2 separate regions of the Homo sapiens genome follow, and region 1 is linked to region 2. Evidence: read pairs that join two places in POLR2A ChIA-PET (ENCODE). Cell type or tissue: MCF 10A. All regions are shown on one strand. Links, peaks and the distances in the headings refer to the core of each region. The heading gives the core; the rest is flanking DNA.

Region 1 (5,376 bases), core at 109-5,108, 600 kb after region 2:
CACTCCAGCCTGGGTGACAGAGCGAGACCCTGTCTCAAAAAAAAAAGAGAGAGAGAGTTGAGAGAGATGACAGAATCTATATATTCAAATAATCGTTCTATGGGCTGAACTGAATCTACCAGAATGAAGTTTACTGGGAATAAACATAAGGTCCTGTACTCAAGTCTAAACAGGGCACTTAGTAGCCATGCATGGAGGCGAGTTCACAGGAAGCTTTATATGAATAGTTACTGGGCCCAGCCAAGGAGACAGCAGACAACATGGTGAGTTCAGTGCTGCAACCCAGTGTACATGCTGCTGACAGAGATCAGCCACCAGACAAGAGAGACGATGCCTGCACTGCATTCTGGCTGCTTATCTGCTCTGGCTCCCCAGAGCCCAATTCTAAAAGGGAGCAGGTGGAGAGGAGACAGGGACTCCAAGTCAGGTGTCTGCTTCACTGGATGAGTCAGAGAAGGATAAAGTTGAAGGAAAAGGAAGACACGGGGGACATAAAAGTTATCTTCAGATATCTGCCCAGCTGCATGCACAGGTACTTTGTCACTGTGCTCTATAAAGCCTCAGGGGGCAGAACTAGGAAGCTCCCAAGAGTCAGCCCTGAGCTGTTTCCATCAGAGAGAGTTCTTTTCTAACAGCCAGGGCTATACAGAGATGAAATGGGAGGTGTGAGGATGGGCACTGGCAACTGAACTTGTTCCAGCAGAGGAAGTAGAGTTCCCAGGGTGACCACACATGAATGACCCCAACCTGTATCTAACTGGATTAGATGACTCTGAGGGTCCATCCAGCTACGGGGCCTGCAGTTTCAGGGATGCCACTAAGCAGTTACTCCGGACCTCATCTGTGTGTGTGTGGTGGTGGGGACAGTGGGAATGATGACGTTGGAACACATAGTGCTTTCTCAGAAAGTATGGCTCAGTGGAGATAGAGAGCCTCCGCTTCCCAGGGAGACTGGACTAGTGTTAGAATCCTGGACTTCACTCTCCTGGATCTAGCTACACCAGAAACAAACAAACAAAACCAGTGACCAACAGTTATAGGCAAGCTAGGTCTCACAGGGCTTTACTCTAGCTTGGAGCTGCCACCATGGGGCAGGCATGAATGGAGTGCCACAGGTGACGTGCGGCCAGCCTGCACTGGGGACACAATTCCTTTGATGGTGAACCCTTCAGGCTTGGCTCTCCTGGCAGGCATGTACAGAGACACAGAGGGCTCTGTGATGGTGGTGGGTGGAGACCCCAACCAGCCCTGAATGTGAACTTTCTTCCCATGGTCTAGAGGCTATCAGATCCTGAAAACAATCACCTGATACCTGTCTCTAACCTTTAAACTTCAAGGTCTGGTAAGATGGATATGCTTTTACACAATGCCGCAGAAGAAATCAGTCTTTCTGCAACATCCACCCTGGTCCAATAAGAACCAGATGCCAGGAGATGGGTCTCACCAGCCTCTGCCACAGCAGTCCCTCTGGTGGGCTCTCACGGAAGTCATCGCAGCCTGGAGCTGCTGCAGCCTCCCTGGGTTGAGTACTATGGTCTACTGTAGGCAGACCTGAGGGAAACGCTTTACCAATGAACAACTTCCTACCCCTGCCCCCAGGGCAGTGTCCTCAGGAGCTGTGTGTGCACACCACATGGGGCATCTTGCAGGGGTGCGTCAGCTCTGCCTTGCGGATGGAAAGGCCCTGTCTGTGATGAGGGCTGCTCCCTCAAGGCGCAAATAACTAGACATAACTGATGCAAAGCTTTCTCTAAAGAACAGGAATAGGGGAAGCTGCAAGACTTAAGAAAATAAATCTAACAGCAATGATGCTAAGCGGTAACCTCTCTACTGATTAAAAAAAGAAAAAAAGATTCCTCAACTGTAATAACATTTAATCCCTCCAGAAGCTAATCTAAATGTAACACTCAAAAGAAAACAAAAGTGACACAAAGGAGAAGAACCCCAGCCATTGCCTGTGGGGACGCTGGCTTTATTCCGGAAGTGAGTCCATTAATAGAGCTGGGAATGAAATGCCATTTTCATTTCAGTCGAGGGGAGGGGATTAATAAATTGTAGTCTCTAAGCCCAGTTTTTTGAGTCATGGATCTCTGAGCACTCAGAAAGCACTGGGCTGAAGCCTGTGCACAGTGGGGCTGCCCTTCCCCTTAAGCCTGCAGCTGCCACTTTCAGAGCTGGCTGGATGAGACGCCCTCTGCACACACTTCAGCATTTAGAACCCAACAGGACTGTGCTGAGCCCACCACCCCCCAGACAGCTTCCTGTGCCCCCTCGTTTGGGCACTGGGACAGTTAGGGGGCCCTTGCTCCACACACATCCCTGGTGGTGGACAGCAGACGAACGCTCCTGATGCTCATGTTCAGCGCATGCCCCATGCCTTGGTCAGGAGCCTCCCTGCTGCCCTGCGCTTGCCAGCTCCCCAGCCACCTCTCTAGCCACCTCCCTCAGGGCCCAGCTCTCCTTTTGGCCACAGCTGCTGCTTAGAGGCCAGAATCTCACAGTAGTCAGGTATTTGCCCAGCTCAGTTCTGCTTGAATGTCAGAGATCACCCTGATCCTCAGATGGACAGAGTCCTGGCTGTCCTCTCTCACATTACCCGACTGTTCCCTCTTCATTGCACTTTGTATAAAATCATCTTATTTTGTTGCTGACCATTTGTCTCTCTGCCCTGAGAGCAGGAAGCCTCCTGCCGGTTCACAACCGTATTCCCAGAACAGTGCCGGCGTGGGAGTGGAATATCTGTGCAATGGGTGAGTCATTCCTGGCTGGCAGTGTTGTCTCTGCTCTCAACATCATTACTGCTTGGTTCTCCCAAATGCTGCCAGATCTCTTTCTAAAACACAAATCCAATCATATCAATTCCCTGCTTAAAAGCCTTTTTTATGACTTGCCACTGCCTGCAGGATGAATCTCGAATTCTTTAGAATGCACCAAAGGCTCTTCACATTGGGACCACCCTGTCCCACCAGCCTCATCTCTACCCTCTCGGATGTTTGCTTCTTGACCAGCATGCCTGGTCCCCATCTTTCCCCTAATACTCCAGGAAGAGAGGCCCAACTGAGTCTCCACTCACAATGACCCCTGGCTGCACAGCCTGCCCTGGTCCACTTCACCTTGGCTCAGCACAAGGTCATTTCATCTCTGAGGCCACACTACTCAGGCAAAGCTAGTCCTGCCATCCTCTCTGTTGTGGGAGTGCTTTCCTCATTCACAGCTGCGGCACTCACCATCTGTCATGGGGTATTTCTTCCTCCATTTGGTATTCCTTGAGTTCATAAGTATTGGACCCTGAGGATACAAAGATGAATAAAACAAGGTTCCTGTCTGCAAAGAGCCTATCATCTAGCAAAATGCAATGCCTGAATATGTAAGTACAAAACAGACATGTAAGTGGCAGCCATGTATTGTCCCTGGGCCTCCCAGGTTCTCTGGGGGCAGTAAAGAGGGCAGAGCTAACTCTGTCTTGGGTGGGCCAGGAGGATTTTAGACAGCCTTTCAGTTTTATAAAGAAAGACACATTTGAGCTGAGCCTAGAGGAACGAGAGTCCTAAGCAGGGAGGTAGGGATACCGCAAGCGCGGTGGCTGGGAGTGCGTCTGTGCTCTGCAGCGGAGGCAAGGGCCTCCAGGATGGTCTCGTCCATTGTTATATATCCTCTCTGGCACAGAGCCCGCCACCAAGCCAGCCTCAGGAAAGGCTGACTGGACTGAATCAGAGGTTAAGTTCTAGATCACCATCATTTAATCCTGTCTTTAAGGAGAAATGATGATTTAAAAAAATAAGGGGGAAGAAGGTTATGCAGCAAATACACTCCAGGCCCTCCGTGGCTCTCTTCTGTGGATGGTGGCCCCCGGTGCTGGAGCAGGGGTTATGAGAGTAAGCCATTAAAAGGCGGAAGGCCTCCCTGCTCTAAGCAGCGTCCAAGAGAAAACCACTATGATACTTCCTAGGAGAAGCATGGTGGCTGGCTGCCTGCCTGCCAGCCAAGGGAGACAGAGACAGAACACTGATGCTGTGGCAGAGGAAGTAGCCCTTCTGCGGCTCATGGTCAGATGAGGAAGAGGGCTGGCTGTATACTACATTCCTAGTGCAGAGTGACATGGCTGCTTTTCTTAAACATTTACACAGGAAGATGAGCGCTGTACAACTTCCCTTGGTTATCACATTATAATGCCTCATTGCAAATCAGGAAGTTCTTTGCTAGATCTAACTTAAGTTTTCACAGCTGCAGTCCAAGGCTGTAGCCCTGATACTATTCAGACAATGTTTCCTTCTCAGAGGAATAAAATTCCACCCTCTGGTCAGCCTTCTCCTTTCCTGGGGGCCCAAACCGTGTGTTTACCTTTTCAACCCTTTAACCATTCTGGTCTCTCCTTCTGGAGCCTCTCCAATCTGTCTACTGCCTGCCTGCACAGCACAGCCCCAAATGGAGTGCCAGGCACCCAGCACTTGATTATTCGTGGTGACAGGACAGAATGAGGAGCAGAAAACCACTGCCTAATTCCTAAGTTTCATTTACTCCAGTAAAGGTTCAACATCATTCCTGATGGAGCATTTGGATGCACCTGACAGCACAAAAGCTATACTGACTGCTGCAAGCTTCATCTCTCATTACTCCCCACTAACACATGAAATGACAGACGCAAAAACCTGGCCAGCAGCTCCTGAGCAAGTGAGTGAGCCAGGCCTGAATGAAAGGCAGGTGATGGAGGCCTGGAAGGAAAGGCACCCACCTTTCCTGCGACCTCAGCTCCTGGCTGCTGGGTTTCTGACCCAAGAGCCTCAGCATGTCCATGGAGGAGAGGTCCTCCAGGCCCACCCATTCTGGCTTCACCCAGAATCACAGCTCATCTGTGCCTCAGGTGTTCACATGTCCGCAAACTGAGCACCAGGTCCCCAGTTAAAGGACATTTCAAAACCACAGCTCAAGTTCACGAGGAAAGGAGATTGCCTCATACACCTCAGAGGGTCAGAAGCCAAGCCCTGACTGGCAAACAGCACACTCCCAGTCTCTCCCACTCACACAACCAGGAACCCAGCTCTGGGGACAGTGCCTGTCTCATGGGGTCACCCTTAGCTTAGGGATCTGATGCCCAATTGCACTGGGAACCTCCCTCACCCCTGGCCCAAGTCATTATTGTTCCTTTCCTTGTGGTTGTGTTTGTAGTCTTGTTAATTTTTAATTATACAAGCTATACGTGAGAGTGTGTGTGTGAATATATATATTTAAATAAACATTTCAGATAAAGCTATAGTCCCTGTTGACCCTTTTTATAATCCTGAACTTCTCCGAACTAACCAGAGATAACTATTATCTCCCGTCAGGAACATACCTTTTTCAGACATTTTCTCTATATCACATAAATATGTCTACAGA
Region 2 (5,376 bases), core at 267-5,266:
GCATTCTTACCAGTGGGAAGGGCAAAGCATGACCTTTCTTTTTAAGACACGTTTGAAGTTGCATACATCATTTCTGCTCATGTTTCACTGGCCAGCATTTAAACGGATGGGCATACCTAGCTGCAGGGAAGGCTGTAGTCTTCATTCTGGGATGAAGTGTACCCAGCTAAAAGTCTAGAGTTTTATTTCTATGAGAGAAATTGAGCATGGATACTGGGGGACAATGAACCATTTCCACTTCATCTTCTAATAAATGTGACAAGTGCAATGCTTGTCATATATTGTGTATTGACTCAATTCAGAACACACTGGGCATCTACCCTGTATAAGGCCTTGGCTTGAGCTCAATGGCAGATACACATATGTGTGAGACCAAAGGGCACAGGGAGGCCAGAAAAGAGAACAAGTGACATTTATTGAAGACTTATCATGTCCTGGACCAGGAGCTTTGCATACATCATTGCTTTTAAGCTTTGCAACTCAGTAAATCTGCAGAAACTAAGTTCCAGAGAAATGAAGTGCGTCTTAGGTCTGTTTTCCAGGGAAAGAAACTGTGAGATGAAGATTTGCATTCAGGAAGTTTATTAGGGAGTAGGCTCAGGCTCGACACTGGTGAGGGAGTGAGGGAAGGAGGGCTGGGCAGAGGGAGAAGTTGATTGCGGGCAACAGAAGCCTCAGCCATTCCTACCTGAATGGCCCTTCAGAGTGGTTCTTAACTTCTAATTAAGGGGCCAGGACTCTGTACCCCCTCACCAGCCAGACATTGGATGTGGGATGCCTACCAAAGCCCCCTTCCTCCCCAGGAGGGGTGTGACCTTGGGCGAAGCGGCTGCTGCTATCCAAGGGCACTACCCAGGGACGCAGCTGTCAGGCTTCAGCCTTCAACACTCCCAAATACCTTGGTCCAGAAGGAGGGGTCTGGGCTGCAAAGGACAGTGTCTTCTAGAAAATGACACAATCAAGGTCACATAGCTGGGGGTTCAGAGCTGAGATTCCAGTTTAGTTTTGTCTTCAGAATCCACGTGACTCTTCATGTTCCTTGCTGCCTCCCAGGCAACTGCTCAGGGGCAGATGGGGCTGGCAGAGGAGGAGCCTGGAGGCTGGACCCTCCCCTGGCACATTGTCCCTGAGGACGGTTCAAGACAAGGTCCTCCTTCACAGCTCCGGGGCCCCATCTCACCCTCCTCTTCACTCTGCTCAGTGTGCTCTGGCCACACTGCCCTCTTCACCGCTCCTCTGATAGCCCACGCTCTCTCCAGATGCAGGTATGTCCACGCGCAGCTCCTTTCCCTGGGAGCACACCTCCTCCGGCATTCACACATGGGCTGCTCCCTGTCATTTGAGTCCCACTGAAATGTCACCTTCCCTGATCACCCTTTCGACATTGTCTCCCTGCCCCAGTCCCTCTGGTCCCTAGTAACTGTCATGCCAGCCCCCGGCATTTCGGAGCCCCTCTCTAAAATGATCTCCTTTCTTTAGACTTCATGTGCACACTCCGTCCCCACCAGCACATGAGCTCCGTGAGGGCAGGGATCTTGTCTGTCCTGCTCACCACGATCTCCCCAATGCCTAGCCCAGTGCCTGGCACATAGTAGGTGTTCAATAAATATGAGTTAGATAATGGAATGAATAAATAAATGCATGAAAAAGATATAAATCACCCTAATCCAGGGCAGAAAGAACTTGGGCCTGCGAGGGATGGCCCAGAGCTGGGGGGGTGTTTGAAGGGAGTGATTCCTTCCTTCCTGCTGCCCCAAGGAGATAGAGCAGTGTCAGCCTCAGTTTGCCCAGCTGTAATCAAGGGGATGAGGCTGGCTTCCCACCTCCTAGGAAGCCAGCCCCATCTGGGGTTCTTTCTTGGGTGGTGTGTGCAGTAGGGGAGCGTGTCAGTGCGGTTTCTCCTGAGGCCTCCCTCTCCTTGGCTTGCAGGTGGCTGTCTCCTCCTCCGGGGTCTTCACCTCGTCATTCCCCTTTGTGCGTCTGTGTCCAGATCTCTTCTTACAAGAACACCAGTTATATTGGGTTATGAGCCACTCGTTTTAACTTAAGTACCTCTTTACTGACTCTGCAGGAGTCCCCCTGATCTGCAAGGGGTGCTCCAAGACCCCCAGTGGATGTTGGAGACTGTGGATAGTACTGAACTTCCCCCCATGTACAAACCTATGATAAAGTTTAATTTATGAATTAGGCACAGTGAGAGATTAACAATAGCAACCATGAATACAATAGAACAATAACAGGACATACTGTTATAAGGGTTATGGGAGTGTGGCTTCTCTTACTCCAAACGCCCGATTGTGCCTCACTCACTCTTTCTGTGAGGCTGTGAGATGACACAATGCCTTCGTGAGTGAGTGACGTGGGCACTGTGACATAGTGTCAGGCTGCTGCCAACCTTCTGATGATACGTACGTCAGAGGGAGGGTCACCTGCTGTGGTTACCCTGGACCATTGAGCCGTGATGACACTGCAGGCTGGATGTCAGGAGCAGACGATGTTGATGACTCACAGATGGGGGAGTTGCAGGTACAGCATAAAGACGCTGGACAGTGGGATGATTCACACCCAAGCTGGATGGGGCTGCACTCAGCGAGATTTTTCAGTCTACTCTGAACGGTGTGCAATTTAAAACTTATGAATAGTTTGTTTCTGGAATTTTCTTTCTTCCTTTTTTTTTTTCCTTTTTGTTTGAGACAGGGTCTTGCTCTGTCACCCAGGCTTAAGTGATCCTCCTGGGCTCAAGCGATCCTCCCGCCTCTGTCTTCTGAGTAGCTGGGACCACAGGCACACGCCACCATGTCGGGCTAGTTTTTAGATTTTAAACTTTTTGTAGAGATGGGGTCTCACTATGTTGCCCAGGCTGTGGCATTTTCCATTTAATATTTTCAGACGTGATTGACCGTAGGTAACTAAAATTTCAGAAAGCAAAACAGCAGAGAAGTGGGAACTACTGCATCTCCAAGTGCAGTCCCATTCTGAGGTACTGGGCATAGAGTTCAGTGTGTAAATTTGGGGGCCACCATGCACTCTGCGAGATGGGGTGCCAGACCATCCCCAAGACTGGGAAAAGCAGGAAGCCCTGGCACTTCCCATGTATTTATTTATTTGGAGGATCTTGGCATACTAAAAAATAAAGGCATGTCTCAATGGTTTTAAGAAATTGATCTATATTTTAAGTGGTTACTTTAATAAGTTAGTACTTTAAACAAATAATGCACCACAATTGTACAAATCACAAGATAATTGCAATATTATTAACAAAAATGTTCATTTAGCGCATTGTCTGGTCTGGCCATGGGACATAACTTTTCAGTTTTGCGATGAGCGGCTTTGTCTTTTAATCTTATCATGCGTCTCCACATTCAGGGATGAAATATTCAAACTTCTGCTCACCTCCTTTTCTGCAGCTTGAGAAGCCTCTGCCTGGGTGCGCAGCCCCACAGCCCAGCCTCTGCAGAGTGGGAGGGGAGCCAGGCCCTGCTTGGGTAGCATTGCCATGGCAACCTCTCCCCACGCTGCTCCTCGCTGAGACCCGGGCATCTGTGGCCATGGCGACTGGGCCTGCCACTGGCACATCTGCATAGCAACCAGAGAGGGTGCCGAGCGCAGCTGGGCCCCGCTCAGGAAAACAGGTACACTCAGAGCTTTTATCAGTCATTAAGGAGAAGCTGGGAGCCTCTATGGGGAGAAAGGACAAAGGATGCAGACAAAAGACTTGGAACCGCAAGTGGCTAATAAATCTATGACAAGTGCCCAACATTACCAGCGATCATAGAAATGCAAATGCAAACAACAATAAGATACTTAAAGAAAAACAACAACAACTAGTGCAATTGGCAAGAGATGAGGCACAAAAGAGATAGGACCCAGTGTTGGCGGGGGGTGTAGGGAATGGGGACTCGAACACCCTGCTGGTCTGAGTGCACATTCATGGAACATTTCTGAGAAGGCAATTTGCAATCTGTATCAAAAGCCTTTAAAATGCACATACCTTTTGAACCAACAATTCTAGTTGTAGTAATTTATTCCAAGGTAATAATTAAGTGAGTAAAGATTCAGCTCCAAGTGTGTTCCCTGTAGGGGCAATTATAATACAAAAACTTTGAAACAACCACAATCTGAAAAAAAAAAAAAAAAGAATTGATTAAATCATCTATTTTGCATTCATACAAGGGAGTGCTATGCAACCTTTAAGAAATGTTATAGAAGACTACTTAGAGGTGCAGAACGATAGTTACAATAGAATATTAAGCAGAAAAGCAACAGATTATGAAACAGATGTATAGTGCTGCTCAGGGCCCTCCTACCAACACCTTCAGTCCTCAGCACCCTCTGCATCCAGGGGAGGGTGTCAAGACTCAGCAGAACACTGCCCAGGGTTCCTAGAGAGCGCGACCAGAAGTTTCTGTGCACATGAACGCACGTCTGAGTGTACATCTTGGGGAGAAGCACAGTCCAGAGCTGCGGGCCTGGGAAGCCCAGGTTGTCTCCTGACACCACCTAATTGTGTGACTCACGGATAGCCCTTCCTGGAGAGCTTGTCAGATTGGGGTAGTCATTGCTGCACTGGCCATCCCATCCCAGGGTATTCCCAAGCCAAATACCATCTCTTAGTTGGGTCAAGAGGATAAACCATGAAGAATCAAATAATGTTTTCAAGGCAACAGATTTGGAGCCTTGCCTGCATGAGGAAAATCAACTTCAACATAAGGCATTTTTTAAAAATTCAAAAACTTTTCAGTTGTAGTAAAATGCACATAACAAAATTTTTCATTTTGACCATTGTTAAGTGTAAAACTCAGTGTGCAACCATCATCACCATCCGTCTCCAGAACTTTTTTCTCTTCCCAAACTGAGACTCTGTACCTATTAAACACTAACTCCCATTTCTCCTCCCACCAGTCCCCCTAGCAACCACCATTTTACTTTCTGAATCTGACCACTCTAAGGACCTCATATAAGTGGAATCATATATAGTGTTTGCCCTTCAGTGACTGGTTTATTCACTTAGCACAGTTTTCAGGGTTCATCCATGTTGTAGCATGTGTCAGAGTTTCCATCCCTTTTAAGGCTGAATATTTAACATTCTGTTGTGTTCATATACTATATTTTGTTAATCCATTCCTCTGACAATGGACACTTGGATTGCTTCCATCTTTTTGCTGTTGTGAAGATTGCTGCTGTGAACATGGGTGTGCAATTATCTCTTTGAGACTCAATGTAAGACTTTTCTGATGAAGATCCATCCCGTGGAGTGAAGCTAGAGAGGCTGTCAGGGATGGGCTTTTCTATCTCCATGTGGAGAAGTTGTCGATGTAAGGATCAGTTGGAGAAGAGCAAGGCAAACCAAGAGACACACATGAAGGAAATGGCATT

The links. Peaks named below come from ENCODE experiments on the same cell type or tissue, not always from the same donor. Only the 100,000 strongest peaks of a DNase experiment are listed, where the experiment ranks them.
Region 1: POLR2A ChIA-PET joins it to region 2 with 5 read pairs; 1 of 35 experiments calls an interaction of 5 or more read pairs at or near these places.

Annotation. Positions count from the first base shown.
Region 1 is chr3:126,924,244-126,929,619 of GRCh38, reverse strand. All of the region lies in intron 6 of CHCHD6 (coiled-coil-helix-coiled-coil-helix domain containing 6), which reads right to left. Among named protein-coding and RNA genes, the nearest start is that of PLXNA1, 56 kb to the left of the region's middle. In MCF 10A, for the core only: a CTCF peak has its summit at 2,690; a DNase peak (open chromatin) is centred at 2,729.
Region 2 is chr3:127,522,648-127,528,023 of GRCh38, reverse strand. All of the region lies in intron 5 of LINC01471 (long intergenic non-protein coding RNA 1471), which reads left to right. Among named protein-coding and RNA genes, the nearest start is that of LINC02034, 12 kb to the left of the region's middle. In MCF 10A, for the core only: no CTCF peak of the experiment used is centred there; a DNase peak (open chromatin) is centred at 2,463.